2 separate regions of the Homo sapiens genome follow, and region 2 is linked to region 1. Evidence: chromatin loops called from intact Hi-C (ENCODE). Cell type or tissue: heart right ventricle. All regions are shown on one strand. Each heading gives the region's core, and the rest is flanking DNA. Links, peaks and the distances in the headings are about the cores only.

The links. A loop is a pair of places that touch in the nucleus more often than their neighbours do. Peaks named below come from ENCODE experiments on the same cell type or tissue, not always from the same donor. Only the 100,000 strongest peaks of a DNase experiment are listed, where the experiment ranks them.
Region 2: it touches region 1 in a loop (6-fold over the local background); 6 of 110 quality-filtered maps call a loop at or near these places.

What each region holds. Positions count from the first base shown.
Region 1 is chr14:75,806,670-75,815,968 of GRCh38, forward strand. All of the region lies in intron 27 of TTLL5 (tubulin tyrosine ligase like 5), which reads left to right. Among named protein-coding and RNA genes, the nearest start is that of TTLL5, 150 kb to the left of the region's middle. RefSeq lists an enhancer at 5,527-6,032. In heart right ventricle, for the core only: no CTCF peak of the experiment used is centred there; no DNase peak of the experiment used is centred there; H3K27ac peaks cover 495 bases.
Region 2 is chr14:75,883,993-75,893,291 of GRCh38, forward strand. All of the region lies in intron 30 of TTLL5 (tubulin tyrosine ligase like 5), which reads left to right. Among named protein-coding and RNA genes, the nearest start is that of TGFB3, 93 kb to the right of the region's middle. In heart right ventricle, for the core only: a CTCF peak has its summit at 296; no DNase peak of the experiment used is centred there; H3K27ac peaks cover 2,255 bases.

The sequences.
Region 1 (9,299 bases), core at 819-8,818:
TGTCAAGATAGCTCTCTCTTTTAACAGACAGTGAACTCCTTGAGGGCAGTGTCCTTTGCTGCCTCAGCACCTGACTCATTGGTAGTACTCAAAAAATGTGCTGATTCGACTGGACTACAAGGTAATTCATTGAGAATTGGATCATGTCCATTTTTTTCACCAGTTTTTTCCCAGCCTGCTAGATATTAATAGTATGCACTCAGTACGTATTTTTTGAATAAATAAGTAAATGAAGAACCCTCTGCTGCCTTAGCCAGAAGTCATCTTTCTATTCTGTGTGCTCCTTCATTCCTTCATTACTTTTTATAACAGATCTATTATAATTATTTTGCATCTTTTCTTTCCTGTTTTGCACTAAACTACATGATGCAGTTCTTTCTAACTCATCACCTAGCGCAAGGCCTTTCACTTGGCAGTCATCACATGCTTGCTAAATTGAAAAGAATTTCTTTTTTACATTTTGTAGGTTTTTATATTTTCTTTAAAAACGATTGATGGCTGGGTGCAGTGGCGCACTCCTATAATCCCAGCACTTTGGGAGGCCGAGGTGGGTGGATCGCTTGAGCTCGGGAGTTCTAGGCCAGCCTGGGGAACATGGCAAAACCCCAACTCCACAAAAAAGACAAAAATTAGCCAGGTGCGGTGGCACGTGCCTGTAGTCCCAGCTACTCTGGAGGCTGAGGTGGGAGGATCGATTGAGCCCAAGAGCTGCAGTGTGCCATAACTGCACCACTGCACTCCAACCTCGGCTACAAAGTAAGAAAGACCCTGTGTCAAAATTTTTTCATTGATAACACCATACCTGCCCTTCATAATTAAGCAGTTGACATTAATCAGATGCTTACTTTGTACTAGGCACTGTGCCAAGGACTTTATATGCATTATCTCTTTAACCCTAATGAGGTGTAGGTACTTACTTTTTGCCAATTAAGATGAAGAAATAGAAGCTGGTAGGATAAGTGACTCTGCTAATGTCACACAGATGGCAAGTTACTGTGCTAAGACTCAAACTCAGCTCTGTCTGACTCTGTGCTCTTTACCTCAGTGTTTTTCTGTCTCTTTCGGTGTGAATAAGGACTCAAACCTCTCATTAGACGAAAGTGACCGAACTTCACCCTGTGAGCTTGTTGTTCCATGATGTTGCTACAGAGTTGTAGCCAAGCCTATACTTGTGCCTGCTCAGAGAAACAAGGAGTTGAACTTTGTTTTCTTGATTTGAAATGCTTCTCTAGTTCTTGAAGCAGCTTGCAAAACATGTGGCTCTGTTGAGAATTATCAGTTATTTGTTGGGCAAACTCCTCATCAGATTATTTTATAGTATAGTCAACTGATTCTTCGACCAGACAAAACTCAGCCTTGTTAATCACTAGAGATGCAATAAGAATAGATCTTATGATGGCAGCAGCAACTCCCCCTGTCAACACACAAAATCTACATGTATAAATTGGAAACCCTACGAAGAGATTTGCCCATTTTGTCAGGTTTCCCAGGAATGTCTCTGGCAAATCTTGATCTGGAACTCTGTCTGGATTTTGGAACACTAAATGTCTATATATATACGTATATTATGAAAATGATGGAGCTCAGCAGAAAGAGAAGATATGCCAAGAGAATTTAGTGCTGAGGTATTGGAACTGCAGAGATTCCCTGCTTTTCCTGACCCCCTTTAAAATATAATTAACATTTAACCCTTCTCTCCTGGTGATTGGAGTGTGAATTTCTTGAGGTTTATTTTATCAGCATCCAGGAATTGAAGAAGGAATTGAATTGTGGCTAGTGATTTAATAAATGCTCGTGAAGTGCTTTTGGAGGACTGTTCAAAATGTAACTGTTTAAGATAGTTCTTTTCATTTTTCTGATTGAATATATTCTCTAATATTTCTCCATTGGTGAAAATCTTGTAATTGGTGCAGATCTGGCACTTTTGGTTTTCCTCTTCTTTTACCTTGAGTGAAACAGATCTTGGTCCACTGATATTTCCTATTCAAGGATTACCTTTTGCTCTAGCAAAACAGGTGAAAACAGGAACAGATCCTGTTCCAGATCATTCAGAGCCCCATGGCTGCAGGAATCAAAGCTATGGCATGTTCAATTGATCCAGTCATATTCTTTTTTTCTTATTTTTTAAAATTTTTATATAGAGGTGAGGTCTCACTGTGTTGCCCAGACTGATCTCGAACTCCTGGGCTCAAGTGATCCTCCTGCCTTGGCCTCCCAAAGTGCTGGATTATAGGTGTGTGCCACCATGCCCAGCTGATCCTGTCAGATTTTGATATAGCTATACATATCAGGATATATATAAGGAATATATATATATATATTCTTTATATATGAACACCACAGAGAACATTATTTTCAAATGACATTGAGGTAGTTTTGAGGATAATATGAATGCACATTTAGACAAATTTATCCTTTTATCAGTTGAAGTGATTCTTAACCTTTTTGGATTCAGAAGTCTCTTGGAGAATCTAATTAAAGCTTTATTCCTCCTCCTGAAAAAATATACACTCAAACTTATAAATTTGCATTAATTTCAAAGGGTTCAAATACCTTCACCCTCAATCAGGCTCTGTCTTGATGCTCCATGGACTTATGGTCTCTAAGTTAAGATCCCCTGAAAGTGTTTAGGTAGCATATAACCATTAATATCAATAATTTGGCCCAAACTCCAAATCTATGAGTATCTTTGTTTTATACATTCTTTATATATTTCAGTGATAGCCCCACATTAGGCTGTAATCTCCATGAAGGCAAGGATTTGGGGGTTATTCATATATCACAGTGTTACATATTTTGGGGGGTACATATGATGTTTAGATACATCTATACAATGTGTTATGATCAAGTCAGAGTAATTGGGATATCCGTTGCTTCAAAGATTTATCTTTTCTTTGTGTTGGGAACATTAACAAGTCTTCCCTTGTGACTATTTTGAGATATACAATAAATTGTTAACTGCAATTTTCCTACTATACTTTCGAATACTAGAACTTATTCATTTTATCTAACTGTATTTTTGTACTCATGAATCAATATCTCTTCTCCTTCCCCTTTTTCCCTTCTCAGCTCTGGTAACCATCATTCTATTCTCTATCTCCATGAAATCCACTCTTTTAGTTCCCAGATATGAGTGAGAACATGCAATTTTTGTGTTTCTGTTCTTCACTTATTACATTTAACATAATGACCTCCAGTTCCATCTATGTTCTGCAAATGACAGGATTTCATTCTTTTTGTGGCCGAACTATATTCCTCTATGTATATATGTCACATTTTTTTTAATCCATTCATCCGTTGATGGACACTTAGGTTGATACCCAGCAGTGGGATTGCTAGATCATATGGTTGTTGTATTTTTAGCTTTTTGAGGAACCTGTATACTGTTTTCCATATTGACTGTGCTACTTGACTGTTTTTTGTCATTGTTTTATCCTTAATGCTCAAAAGAATGGCAAGCCCAGAGTAGGTGCCTGAGAAATATTAGTTTGAATTAGTGAACTAATCTTAGGAAACAGCATTCCTAGACCTTCTCAGACAAGAATTATCTAAAATTTTTCTGGACCTGCTACAATGAGGAAATTGAGCTATGGCAAGATTATAAACTGCATTGGGAATGCTTTGCTACCAGTTACTCCCATGTTAAGCTCTTATTAACTAAATCATCTTCTCTCTCTCTCTCTCTCTGTTTTTCTTTTTGAGACAGGATCTTGCTCTGTCACCCAGGCTAGAGTGCCACCCAGGCTGGAGTACAGTGGTGTGATTATGGTTCACTGCAGCCTTGAATTCCCAGGCTCAAGTGATCCTCCTGCCTCAGCCTCCCAAGTAGCTAGGACTACAGGCATGCACCACCATGCCTAATTTTTTAAATTATATTTTGTAGAGATGGGGTCTCTTATGTTGCCCAGGTTGGTCTTGAATTTTTGGCCTCAAGTGACCCTCCTGCCTCAGCCCCTCAAAGCACTGTGATTACACACATGAGCTACTGTGCCTGACCCTAAATCTTTAATGCTTAATTTTCTTCTCCATTTCGATAAATAAGATGCATGAAATTTGCAGACATCCTTAGTGAACCTGAGATTAGTTTGAGTCCATTGCAAATGGTTTCTTAGGCCTTTGCAGTTTCAGGGGCATGAAGAAACAAATATACACATTGTGTGCACAAGGCACAACATCTGTATGTCAAAGCTGTTATTTCATCCATTTAAGATCAAGCAAAAATCCTCTCTAAAATTATTCAGGGCACAGCAAGAGCAACACATCTCTCAACTCTAGTCACTGATCATTTTATTTCCCTGAATTCTAAAGCAGTCCCTCCCTTGTGGCCCAGGCAAAAAGAGGTGATTTGGGACTCCTAATTTCCTTGATAGCCTTGCAGAGACATTAACCACTTTTCTACTCAACTGGTGAAACTAGCTGCTAACTGGAGGTAGGGGGTGGGAGGGAGAAATAGAGGGGGTGGGGAAAGAGAGGGAATGAAAGAAAGAGTGTGTGTGTGTGTGTGTGTGTGTGTGTGTGTATGTGTGTGTGTGTGTTTGGGAGTAGAAGGGTCTGCAACCAAGGTTCTCATATAGCATGGTTCTGTCAGAACCTGTGAGCAGGCTTACTGTTGTCTACTAGATCAAGGACAGAATCATTAGTCTGACATTCAAGGGCCTCCCCAAGCTGTTTATCTGTCTGTCCCTATCTTCTATGACGCGAAGCTTTTGCTGAATTAGACTACTTTCTGTTTCTCAGATGTTCTCCCTGCTTGTCTGACGATTTTTCTTTCCTCCTACCTATTATTTTAGGCCCAGCCCAGATGCCATTTTTTAATTTCTTTAGCTGTTCTTTTATGGCACTTACTGCATTCTGGAGGTCTTAAATACTGCTTTTTGTCTTACAATCTTGTCTGGCCTAGTAATTATAAATTCCAACATGGCTTGAGGGCAGGGAAGGGCCACGTTTTTATCTGCACATGCGTTAGCGCTTTCCTCAAGGCTTTACCTGTGATAGGCAATACAGCACTTACTATCTTTGAGGTGTGGACTTCTCTTAAGCATTCGGGACTGCAGCATTTTTGAGAGCATGCAGCATTGAAATAGCTAGGCTTGTCTTCAAACCCTCTTCACATACCAAAAGGTTATGTATCTGGGTGGATGGTGGGTATCTTCTAAGAATCAACAGGGAAGCTCCATCATATTTTAATTATAGTGCTGGCAGCAGTACGACTTTTAACAAACAGCAGTAACAAGAAGTAACACTTGGGCGGGCCAGCCACCGGAAATTGGCCTCTTTCTCTGGGTTTCTCCTACCCCCTTTTCAATCCATCACCTGGATTTATTCCTGCTATAATTTAAACACCTGTCTAGATGGTATGCATGCAATGTGTCCCTACCCCACACATTCAGATATTTGCTCACCTGCCTTATTCGGAAGATTGGCTCTAAAATAAACAGTGATTTGGTACTAAAGGAAAAACGCACTGAGGTCACCGTGGCAATGGACATGAGGCAGAGAATGGGAGTGGAACATCTGGATAAGCTGCTCCAGGAGAGTGGGAGCAGAGGAAGAGGAAAAGCAGGAGCAGGGGGAGGAGGAGGAGAGCAAGGGGTGAAACATCTGCCAAGCAGGCCCCAAAGCTTAGGTGGAGGTAGGATCTTGTGACCAGATTTCCCACAGGCAGTTACTCACTTAGCAGCAGCCAGCTAGAGGGAGGCAGGGGCAGAGACATGTGGAACAAGTTGACTGTTTTTAGGCTTAAATTTCTTGTTTTTTTGTTTTTTCGTTGTTACCACTATTTCTCAGGGCAGCATAGCAAGTAATCTTGGAATTTTCTGAAGTTTGTCCTAAGCTGTTTTGTCCACTTTTGCATTCTTGGCATATTTAATGATTACTCTTTTTAATGTTTGAGCATCTGAACAACATTGAGAAATAGTAAAACCTTAAAGTTGCTAATGAAACTATTTTCCCTTCTCATTCCCCTTTGTTGTTTTGTAACTTGTCTTCACCCCATCAAAGGCATTTCTGCTGTTTTTTGGAAAATCCCCTGCCCGTGAGCTTTGTGGAGGAGAGGAAGCATTGAATGGTTCCTTTTACCTGTTCTCTCGTTTCCTTAGCTACCATTCCTGGTAACAAGTGCTTCTCAAACTCTGCAATGCAAGTAAGTTTCCCGTGGATCTTGAAAATGCAAATTTTGGTTCAGTGCAGCTGGGGCTGGGGCTGGGGCTGGGGCTGTGGCTGGGCCAAGATTCTGCATTTTTAATATGCTCCCAGTAATGCAGGTGCTCTTGGTCCAGAGACCAAATTCTAAGTCGCAAGGCTCAGTGGTACAAGGCAGTGAGATAACACAGTGATTAAAACAACAAGATTGGGAGAATTTTCATCAGGCAGACCAGGAATTGAATCCAGGGGCTGACACATAATAATTATTTGTTCTTGAGCAAGTTATTTTATCTCTCAACCTCAGTTTCCCCATCTACCTGTCTTGAAGACTAAGTAGGTTAATATACATAAAATATGCTTAGCATGTTGCCTGGAACAAGCTGTGTGTGTGTGTGTGTGTGTGTGTGTGTGTTTCAGACAGGGTCTTGCTCTATTATCCAGGCACTGTGTGTGTGTTTGTGTGTGTGTGTGTGTGTGTGTGTGTGTGTGTGTGTGTGTGTGTGTTTGAGACAGCGTCTTGCTCTATTATCCAGGCTGGAGTGCAGTGGTGTGATCTCAGCTCACTGCAGTCTCAACCTCCTGCGCTCAAGCAATCCTTCCCACCTCAGCCTCCCTAGTAGCTGGGACTAGAAGCATGCACCACCACACTCAGCTAATTTTTATATTTTTAGTGGAGAAGGGGTTTCACCATGTTGCCCAGACTGGTCTCGAACTCCTGGGCTCCAACGATCCACATGCTTTGGCCTCCCAAAGTGCTGGTATTACAGGTGTGAGCCACCGTGCCTGGCCCAAACTGTTTTTGAATTTAGCCGTCATTAGTATTAATATAGTTTTGTTGTTATTATTACTGTAGTGGATCTAAAACGTAGCATATTAAAATTGATTATAGTAGAACGTTTTAAAGGTCCAAACACAGACTTATAAGCTTCTTATGTGTATATACTTGTGTTTTTCACTTAAAGATGTTGATTAGCTTTACCAGTAGGGCATGTTCTTTGAGTCATGGTTTCAATTAAAAAAAAAAAAAAAAGCTATAGGTTTTCAACTATCTCCTGTCTGTTTTCCAGACCCCTTTGTGACCAATAACATGAATTCGTAGGTTGGCAAGCCTAGATTTAATAGCACAGACACTAGTTATTAGCCCAGAGAAGCCAACTGGCCCAATGGCTATGACCTCCACTTTAATATCCTAATATAGGTTGAGTGTCCCTAATTTAAAAATCCAAAATCCAAACTGCTCTAAAATTTGAAACTTTTTGAGCCACCTACATGATATTTCAAGTTTTCAGATTTGGGATGCTCAATTGGTATAATGCAAATATTCCAAAATACAAAAAAATCTGAAATGCAAAACACTTTTGGTCCCAAGTATTTCTGTTAAGGGACAGTTAACCTGTACTACTAACAAAAATGGTGAGCCAGTGATTGATTTTGTGAGTGGTGCTGTCTCTTCATGTACTGTAAGCCTGTTCTTTTAAAAAATTATTTAGCAATGAAATGTTGATCATCGTTGTATATCAGGTACCTGTAAGTGCTCTTTATCACTTTCTCTTCATTTGATCAGAGCTGGTTTTGTTATGTTATTTGGAGAAATGTAGATGGATAGAGAAGTGGATGTAGCCTGGTAACGTCTATAATCATCATCTTTCTGTCCTGTTAGGGAAGAAACCTTCAGGTATGAACCCTAATTGGCTTGTAGGGTTTATTAAGGTCTCATCCGATACTGGGAGATTTTCCCTGCCCTTAGGTCTTCTCTAGGCAGGACAAGGCAGTTCTAAAGCCAGAATTGATGCTTAGATTCGTTTTTGTTCAGTGACTCCTTCTGCCCATTCTGGAAAAAAGTGGGAAGCTGAAAAGAAAGACCAGAGGTTTTCTTACTTAATTTAATCTAGAGATAATTTGCTTGGTGCAAAATTTAGTCAGGTGTAAATCTGTATACGTAACATTTAGCCAGATCTGATTGAGAGTCTAGAGCTGTGCTGTGCAATAAGGTAACCACTAGCTACATCTGGCTTTTAAATTTTAAATTATATAAAGTTTAAAATCCAGTTCCTCAGTCATAGCAGGCATATTTCACATGCATAGTAGTCACATGTGGCTAGGGGTTACTGTATTGAACAGTGCACATTACAGAACATTTCCATTATCACAGATCATTCTAGAAGATAGAAAATGATTTATTTCACTTGTTTTTCTGATAGATCAGTGATGGCTACTTGGAGAAATGTGTAAAGAAGATTCTGAGACCATCTCCAAGTCAGCCCCGAGTTGCTTGATTATGGGTTAGCAGTATGAGTCCTAGGAAGAGACTGCTGGGTGAGGGATGTAGGGGTGTTAGCTCTGGCATATGTGCTGAGTGTCTTCTAGACAAAAAATCCACAAGTCTAAGAATAGAATATTTAATCTAGAGGGGCAGGTTATTATCATTTGGTAGGAACAGATTTTTTGTTTTCTTTTAGCAGGAATCCTTTAGAGAGAAAGGTGAGAAGCTTTTAAAGTTTTCTCATTCCTTGTATAGTCTCTCATTTAAGTAGCAGTCACTTTTGCTGTTTCTCAAATTAACAATGATACTTTGCTTTTGCATAAAACAAAATCACAGTGGCTGCCACTTCTTGGTTTATCCATCACATCAGGAATGGTTGTTATGTGAATAAACGTAACCCTCCAATAATCCAAAAGTAATTTCATGATCAAGTCACTTTTTACCTGCCAAGAAACAAAACTGGCCGAGGATGTTTTTCTTTGTTTTACTTCTTTAATGTCTTCTGATGAAAGATAACAAGTGGGAAGTAAAATCAAAGGGAAAGAAGGAAAAGCTGGTATAGTTTTGTCAATCTCTGTATAATCACTGTTTTAAGAATTTGAGGTCTGTATCTGATGATATTTTAAAAATCTCTAATAATTAAGGGTAACTAGGATTGTTTTCCTACTAGTTTCCAAACTAGAAAAGATTTTTAAAACTGGAGTACCAGTTCTGCAACTTTTATGTGACTTTGAGCAAATTGCTTATCATAACCTCTCTGAGCCTTAGTTTCTCCACTTGTGAAATGGTGTGGAACAGTATCTACCTCTGTGAATAATGGGTAAGGACTAAGTGAAATATAAAACCCAGAGTGCCTAACACCGCTACTGTAAGGACTCATTAAACCATATTA
Region 2 (9,299 bases), core at 279-8,278, 77 kb after region 1:
GATACCTTCTGCAGGTTACAAGTTACTTAATCTCCTAGCCTCAGCTTCCTCATGTTTCCATTTGTAAAAATAAAACAATAAGAGTATCTACCTCCTAGGTCAGTTGTTAAATGTTAACAGAGTTAATATGTGTGAAGTACATAGAGTAAGGCCCGGCCCAGGTAAGAGCTCAGTAAGCCTTGGTCACCATCATATGCATTCTAAAACCACACTCTCCTTCACAGATTTGGAAAGCCCGTAGTTAACTAGGAAAATTTTTGAGCCAAATGCGAATGTTGAATTTGCCAGTGTGCCCCTTGTGGATTCTCTGATTATTGCCAGTACCCTCAGAAGGCCCTTGGTGGCCTGTGTGGCTAGCTGGTGGAGAGGTGGGCCCAGGCGGCAGGGCTGGACATTTGAAGACGCTGCTTGCTACTGCCCTGAACTCACTGCTGGCAGGAGAACTCTGCAGCCTCCTGAGATGGAATTGCAGCTCTTTGGACAGACTTTGCTTTGCAGCATTTTTGTGGTTTCTTCTTTGTGACAGGCAAGAGTGTGGGAAAACCGGAAACAGCTCAGCATCAAAAATGCACAGAAGGGGGGAAAAAGCGGAGATTTCTTCAGAATTTAAGTAATATAATCCAGGTATCAAAAGGCATGCTGTGAGGCGTTGTTCCAGGAAATAGTTTCCAATTTGCCTCTAAAACTCTAGGACAAGTCTCTGAAGCTAAGTTAATACTAATAAAGACTTGAACATTCTCTCACTTACATGTGAAATGTACAGCGTTTTGGGGACCCCAGTGTTTTCAGATATTCTCCTGACTTTTAGGAAAAAGAATAGCATGGCTTTTCATCTGAACAGTGAAAAGTTCCCCCTATGAAGTATCCTGATAAAGTTAAAAAAAAAAAAACAACTGGGCCAAGTGTGGTGGCTCACGCCTGTAATCCCAGCACTTTGGGAGGCAGAGGTGGGCGGATCACGAGGTCAGGAGATCGAGACCATCCTGGCCAACATGGTGAAACCCTGTCTCTACTAAAAATACAAAAAAAAATTAGCCAGGCATGCTGGCAGGCACCCGAGTGGTACCAGCTACTCGGGAGGCTGAGGCGGGAGAATGGCGTGAACCTGGGAGGCGGAGCTTGCAGTAAGCTGAGATCACACCACTGCACTCCAGCCTGGGTGACAGAACAAGACCCCGTCTCAAAAAAATAATTAATTAATTAAAATAAAAAAACTGGCCAGGTGCGGTGGCTCACGCCTGTAATCCCAGCACTTTGGGAAGCCGAGGCGGGCAGATCAAGAGGTCGGGAGATCGAGACCATCCTAACTAACATGGTGAAACCCCGTCTCTACTAAAAATACAAAAAAAATTAGCCGTGCATGATGGTGGGCGCCTGTAGTCCCAGCTACTTGGGCGGCTGAGGCAGGAGAATAGTGTGAACCCGGGAGGCAGAGCTTGCAGTGAGCCGAGATCGTACCACTGCACTCCAGCCTGGGTGACAGAGCGAGATCAGAGAGTTCTCACGTACCACTTGCCCAGTGTTTTTTCCATTGTTAACATCTGACATTGCCATGGGGCATTTGAGGAATGTACCATACCAGGAAACTGTCATTGGCACATTACTATGAACTAAACCCCATACTTTATTTGGACTGATGAAGTAATTTTTTTAATCTAGAGAAGCTTTTCATGGCTCTCGAAATCAGGATCCTGAGTATCAGTTGATATATTCTCACTGTTCTGTAGTAATTCTTGTTCCTAGCCAGCATAGCAAGTTACTCAACATCTCTGTGACTCAGTTTCCTATTTTAAAATGGGAATAGTAATAGTACCTGCCTCATAGGGTTATTAAGATAAATGAATTGATGAATGTCAAGCACAAATACAGTGCCTGGTATGTAATACATACTAAATCAGTGTTAGGTACTATTATGCATTTCAAGAAATTTTCATGTAAATTTTTTACTTTCTTCCTACAAGATGTGTTGCTTCATTTGCTTGGATCTTACTGTGGCCTTTACTCCGGCTCAGTTCAGATTAATCAGGAACCCTCAGTTATGACTGGTGATACTGAGTCACACTCAGGAATGCCATAGTCGCCTCAAGAGACACAACTAATGAGAAGTTGTAATGAGCTTTTGACCATGCCAAGCCCTGTGTTTTTGGGTTGAACTTCAAACTTCTTCTAGCACAGAAGTTGGCATTAGACAAATATAGAAGCAATTTCCAAGAGCATCAAAGTTTCCACATCCTAGAGGGTTGAGTTTTGAGTTTAGAGAAGAATAGAACGTTAAAGATGGAATGTCACTTGGATTTTGGTGCAAAGGGAGTTGAGAATCAGAACAGTGGGGTCCTGTTTCTTTATGATAATACTCAAGTTGCTTTCCCTCTAAAGGTTTCATTTTACCATCTGTAAAACGAAACCCACTGTCCCTACTGAATAATTAACCAAAATGACTTGTTTTCTGTCTATTCCATTGAAAGCTTTTTTATGAGCACATTTGCTCTTTAATCCTGATGCTTTCAAGCCATTTTCCTCAGCCCCTCTTGTCCCAGCAGTTCTTTGTTGTAGTTCTCAAATTCATATACTTGTATTTCATTTAGCTAAATCTCATTTGTCAGTTCTGTGAAGGGAATGATTTAAAATTTTTTTTTTTACCATTTTCCTGGTGCCAATAATCTTTCTTGATTTTCTTCTCCAATGTTTGCAACACTTCATAATTTAGTACCCGCTTCAGATCCTCCTTTCAAAACTATTTGTGGTATTTCTTCCAAGCAGTCAGCTGAACTGAGGACGACAGCCTACAAACAACTACATGCATCTGAACTGTCTCTTGTAAATGAGCTTTTTTCAGAGCCAGAATCATACTCTCCAGGAAATATGGAGAAAGAAACCTGAGGAGATTGAAGTTTGCCAGGCACAAGGGCAAAACTCAGACTGAATGAATTTGAAAGGGTGGGGCCAAAGATGTTGTAACCTGGGAGACTTCTCTGAAGAAAGAAAACTGTTTAAGAAACACAGACTGAACTGCAGTACTTTTCCTTAAATAGCTGAGATGACCTTCTTTACCCTGGGCTTAGGTGATTCTCATCAGGGTGACCTGAGTGGAAGTTGGTGGTAACGACTGTTCTGTGTCAGCACCCAGGACAGTGGTGTCTGTTAAGGCTGCCAGGGATTAGCAGGGAGGAAAGCCATCAGGACTGGGTAGCCTGGTAGCACCAAATCCCAATTAATGTTACCTGAACATGTGGTGAGGTCAGCCGTATGATGAAAGATGTTTAAGAGATTAATGTCAGAAGAATATGAAAATAAACACCGGCTTAAAAAATGTTATATCTTTTTAACATATGAGTCATTAAAGTGAGAAGATTTAAGGGCAAAGTAATTAGGACTTAATAATTGTCCAAAAGTTCTTGAGGTGAGCATAGAAGATACCATATTGTGTGTTAACCATGTTCTGCCAGCTTTTTATTATGTGCAGTTTCAAGAAACATAGTTGAATCTATAACATATTCATCCTTAATACAGGCTTCTCTACATTATGCATTTCCAAGGTAGGTAATTATAAAATGTTTTTGGTAGAAGATAAAGGGATGGAGGCATAGTTGTGGGGATATGAGTACAACAAGGTACGCAGGTGTTCAGTGGCTGAGCTCAAACTGGAACTTATATGACCCGCTGTGCTCACCTCAGACTCTTCCCCCTACATCACTGATTTCAAAGGTCCCTGCCAATCTATTCATCTATATCTGTCTGTACAGCAAATGGCAGATCAATTATCCTAAAATATTGCTTTTGAAGAAAATACAATGTATGCACTTAGGAACTCACTCCTCTCTTTTTCCATACCAGTTTTACCACTTAAATGACCAGGAAATACTGAAAATGAAATACTCAAAAGGAGGAAGAATTAATGCCACTCGTATTAGAGGTGCTGGGGGAATTTCTTTTAGATGTAGCACAGGAAGACTGGATTGAAGAACAACATGGAGGGCTTTTGTATAGTGTCTTCTGGGAGAGTGCATTCTAGGAAATGAAAGGGAAACCTGGAATACTGCAGACAATAATACCCTCTGACTCTGAGGGGCAGGGCCTGAGGGTAGAAAGGACATGAGCGCCAGTCAGGAGCTCTGCCACTTAGACTCTCTGTCTTCTAGTAATCCTCGTCATTTGGACCTCAGTGGTGGCATTAGGAGGTCTCTGGGGTTGCTTTTGGCATGGACAGTGACGTCAGTCAGAGGGATGGGTGCTACAACCACACCTAATCAAAAGTTGCGTGATGGTGTGTGTCTCATTGGGGAGGAAAGCTACATGAGAGTCATGGAATGATGGGTCTTCCCTTGCTGATTCATATTGGCATAATTTAAATTAAAATCCGACTTCTCATGCCTGCCTCCTGGGATGTTAAAATGGTTGTCGAAATGGTAATATAACTGCTGGATATTTCCCATCCCTCACTTCCCTCGTCCTTCACCTGAGTATGAAAACGCTTTTTTAAAAGATTTTGGCAGGAATTTATGCTAACCTCTGACAGAATCCATCCACATCAGTTTCTCCGTGAATATAAGCCCTTGGCAAATTTAGACCTTCTTTAAGGATGAGCAAATACTGGAATATCTTGGGGCCTGGCAATAGGTGGTATAGCTTAAAAGAAGGCTTCAGTTGGGCACAGTGGCTCAGGCTGGGCATGGTGGCTCATGCCTGTAATCCCAGTGCTTTGGGAGGCCGAGGCGGGTGGGTCATGAGGTCAGGAGTTCGAGACCAGCCTGGCCAACATGGTAAAAGCCCGTCTCTGCTAGAAATACAAAAAATTAGCTGGGCATGGTGGCAGGTGCCTGTAATCCCAGCTACTCAGGAGGCGGAGGCTGGAGAATCGCTTGAACCTGGGAGGCAGAGATTTGCAGTGAGCTGAGATCACACCACTGCACTCCAGCCTGGGCAACAGAGAGAGACTGTCTCCGAAAAAAAAAAAAGAAGGCTTCATGGAGAAGATTCAGAGGCTTCTAACCTCTGGAATGAGTTTAAGCAAGAAATAATAACATTTTAGAAAATACCTAATGTGTATTCTTAACAAAATGTAAGAGTAGAGAGCATCTGTGTGGAGAACTAGACAAAGCTATCATATAAAAGGAGCAAGGGGCCTGCAGTCAGGGAGGATTGCACAGAGATGAGAACTACGTAAGTGAAAAATTGGGCTGAACACAGTGAATAGAAATTGGCCACTGCAGAAAATTGAATTCGCAAACTAAAAGACAAATGCCAAAAATTTGAGGAGGAAGTATACAAAGATAAAACTGATGACAGAAAAGACAGATTCAACCTAAAATAACAAATTCCAGAAAGAGAATAGAAATAATAGTCAGTAGTATAGGCAAAAAAGACCCAAGATAAGGACATAAAGGGATTAGTTAATAAGATTAAATCAATAGATACATAACTTTGTGCCCTACAGAGATCTTGTGGAATAGTTTTCTAAACTGGAACGTTTCAATTAAGTCCTCAAAAAGTAGAAATTATACATGCCTCATTCTCAGACCACTTTACAATAAAATGAGATATTAAATATAAAGGCTGGGTGCGGTGCCTCACACCTGTAATCCCAGCACTTTGGAAGGCCGAGGCAGGTGGGGATCACCGGAGGTCAGGAGTTCTAGACCAACCGGGCCAACATGGCAAAACCCCGTCTCTACCAAAATATACAAAAATTAGCCAGGCGTGGTGGCATGGCTCCTGTGGTCCCAGCTACTCAGGAGGCTGAGGCATGAGAATCGCTCGAGCCTGGGATGTGGAGGTTGCAGTGAGCCAAGATTGCGCCACTGCACTCCAGCCTGGGCAACAGAGCGAGACTCTTAAAAAAAAAAAAAAAAAAAGAGGAAGGAAGGAAGGGAAGAAGCGAGGGAGGGAGGGAGGGAGGAGGTCAGGCAAAGATATACTCAAAGGTAATCTGTCAAAGAAGGAAGGAAGGGAGGGAGGGAGGGAGTCAAAGATGTACTCAAAGGTAAATTCATAATCTTCATCATTTTCATTACTAAAATACTGAAAGATGAAAAAGAAATTAACCAAGATACAAATGGTAAATTGGCTTCAATAGATAAACTGGCTTCAGGTGATTGCCCAGTGTTGTTTTGGAAAGACCCATGAGGACTTCCCTGAGCTCAGCAAAAAAGAGTGCTTTGATAGGTTAGTAGCATCCGCCACACATAGGGAAGATGCTGAGAGTCGTGAATAGGCCGCATATTTGTCATAACTGAAGTAAGCTTTTATCACATGAAGTTAGAAAAGGAACCATAAAACAAAGCTAAGAAAAACAGATTTAAGGAAATTAAGAAGAAAAGTAATATAAAGTGAAAAGCAAGCAGTAAAATTAGTTAAGTTCAAAACCTTATTTAGTTTGGGTCAGGGGAACCCAGAAGAAGAAAATAAACATACTTCTGCCAGAAGAATAAGAGCAGTAAACATAAGAAAAATACTTTAAAAGTAGATATAGAAGAGACTGAAAAATTAGGAGAACACGGCACACTATGTACAATTTTAAAAACTAGATGAAAGATAATATTTTGAAAAATATCAAGTATAAATTGGTTCTTCTTGAAGAAAAAGAAGATTTAACTAGAACATAGAACAAGTGGAAATTTTCAAACTGCCTAAATTGGTTCTTCTTAAACACATGAGTAGGCCCAGGAACCATTTTTAAAAATCGTCTCCAAAATAGTTCTTCAAACTATTTTTCTGAAATCTTTTTTGTTTTTGTTTTTGTTTTTTTGAGATGGAGTCTCGCCGTGTCACCCAGGCTGGAGTGCAGTGGCGCGATCTTGGCTCACTGCAGCCTCTGTCTCCCAGGTTCAAGCGATACTCCTGCCTCAGCCTCCAGAGTAGCTGGGACTACAGGCATGCACCACCAAGCCCAGCTAATTTTTTGTATTTTTAGTAGAGACGGGGTTTCACCGTGTTGCCCAGGGTGGTCTTGATCTCCTGACCTCATGACCTGCCCACCTCAGCCTCCCAAAGTGCTGGGATTACAGGCGTGAGCCGCTGCACCTGGCCCATTTTTCTGAAATCTTTGGAGGCTTCCAGGTGCGCACAAGATAAAGTTGAGAGTCCTGACTCTGACATTCAAGCCTTCTGCAATATGACCTCTCTCCTGTCTCCTGCCTTCTTCATACTCTATCACCGCTTTGCACACAGACTGTTCCACACACATGCTTCCCATTCTTTGTTCCTACATATCCATGTCATCTCTGCAGAGTGCCCTTAGGCCTCTTGAACCTAAGTCCTGCCTTTAATTCAAGATTGGGTTTTAGTGTCTCACCTTGGTGCATCCTTCCCAGCTGCCCCTTCGTCACCTCCTCATCTGACTCTGCCATCTACCTCCTGGTTTTATTTTTCCTTTTTTCATATGTTCTGCTTTCTATAGCTCTCTCAAAGACAGATACCCTGTCTTCACCCTTTCATCACATATATATTGAATGTCTGTTTTGCTCAACATTGCCCTAGACAGCAGTGTCCAATGGTGATAACACCAGTGGACAAGACAGATCAGATCTCTGCTTGCATGGTTTGTTTTTGAGAGAAGGGATAAACTCATTCCCAGTGCCTGAGATAGCTTATATTCGTAAGTTCTCAGCAAATGGCAGTGGTGATGGTGGAGATGGAAGTGGTGGAGATAGTGATGGCAGTGGTGGTGGTGACATGGTATTCTGTGTCAAGTCATATGCATCAAAGATCAGTAAATAACAATGATCTCATTATTTATGCCTTGTAGAGTAGCGTATGGGAGACAGTAGAGTACAGTTGTTAATAGCCTGGAATTTGAAATGGGATTCGGATTCTGGTTCCTTGGCTTAACTAACTTTTCTAGAGATAGCACTAAGCTTCTGTTTCATTATCTATAAAATATCACTTATGTCTTGGAGTTGTTCATAGGGTTAAATGAGATAATGTGTTTCCCTGACATATATTGCATCCAATGTCTGCTGGTCAGCGTAGTTGTATTCTGCAGCTGCTCTTGTTTCCTACTAAAAGAAATCACATTTGTTTTGTTGGTAGGTTGTTATTTATAAGTGTGATTTGGTTCTGCTGGTGAGCCTGTGGAAATTTAAACATATTCTGATTTCCTCAACACTAATAACTCTAAAGGCAATTGAAGACAAAGGCTCAGTTTCAAACAAAAGAAAAAATTAGATTTGGAGTTACTGACTTCCAGGCCAGTTGGCTCCCAAAGTTCACACTTTCACATCCATTTCCCCCCTGTGCTGCAAATACATAGCTATGATGGATGAACATTTAAAGAAGAAAACCTACGGGACTTAGCTGTGCTTCAAAACAAGGCACATATCTCCTTGGCCCCAAAATATACCAAAATAAACGAGAATCAATGAATGAAGCTGAAGCTACAGGCTTTCTGAAGCAGGCAGTGGCAAGCTCCTGTGTCATATTGGGAGCTGAAAGTGCCCTACAAGAGGAGAACCTAAAGCCACGCTCATTACTTGAAAATAATTGATTTTCAACCTGGGACAGTTTCCCCCCCAGGAGACATTTGGCAATATCTGGAGACATTTATACTTGTCATAACTGGGGGAGTGCGACTGGCATCTAGTGGGTAGACTCTACAGATCCTGCTGAGCATCCTGCAAAGCGCAGAACAGTCCCTCACTACAAAGAATTATCCAGCCCAACATGTCAGTAGTGGCAAGGTTGAAAACCCTGCACTGAAGGATGCAGTGTGCCCTCCTAATGGGAGAGTAGTAAAACTGGCATGAACCGACTAACTGAGTCTGTCTTTATATGAGACTATGGGCCTTACAGAGTCAGGAAGGCAATGACATACCCTTCCAACTGTTCCTGTCTCAAAACTGCCTTTGGTTTCTAAATATCACTGAGGCAAGTGCCCCAAAATGCCACCATAATGCCTGGTTTGGGGCTGGTGTCAGGGGTCTGGGTGAAGGCAACTATATAATCTTCAGACACGGAGGAATGAGCAAGCACAGAGACCAGGGCGGGGAATGATTCCCATTCAAAATAAGCCCGCAAACCAAAATTCCAAAACACATGAAAAAATCTAATTCTAAGAAAGATTGCCAGGAAAATCAAGAACTGGAACGTGAATTCTTTACAGATAAATTAATACTTTAAAACAGTCAGACATGTTAGATCATGTGTCTAATAGGAGTATCTCGTGGAACATGATATGTGACTCTGATAGGAGTATCACAAAAAAGACCTAAAGGATAATTGGACAAGCAACGCTTTTAGAAAATGACAGAATTTTCCAGAATTGAAGAAGACATGAGTCCTCAGCTAAAAAATTCATTCATGTA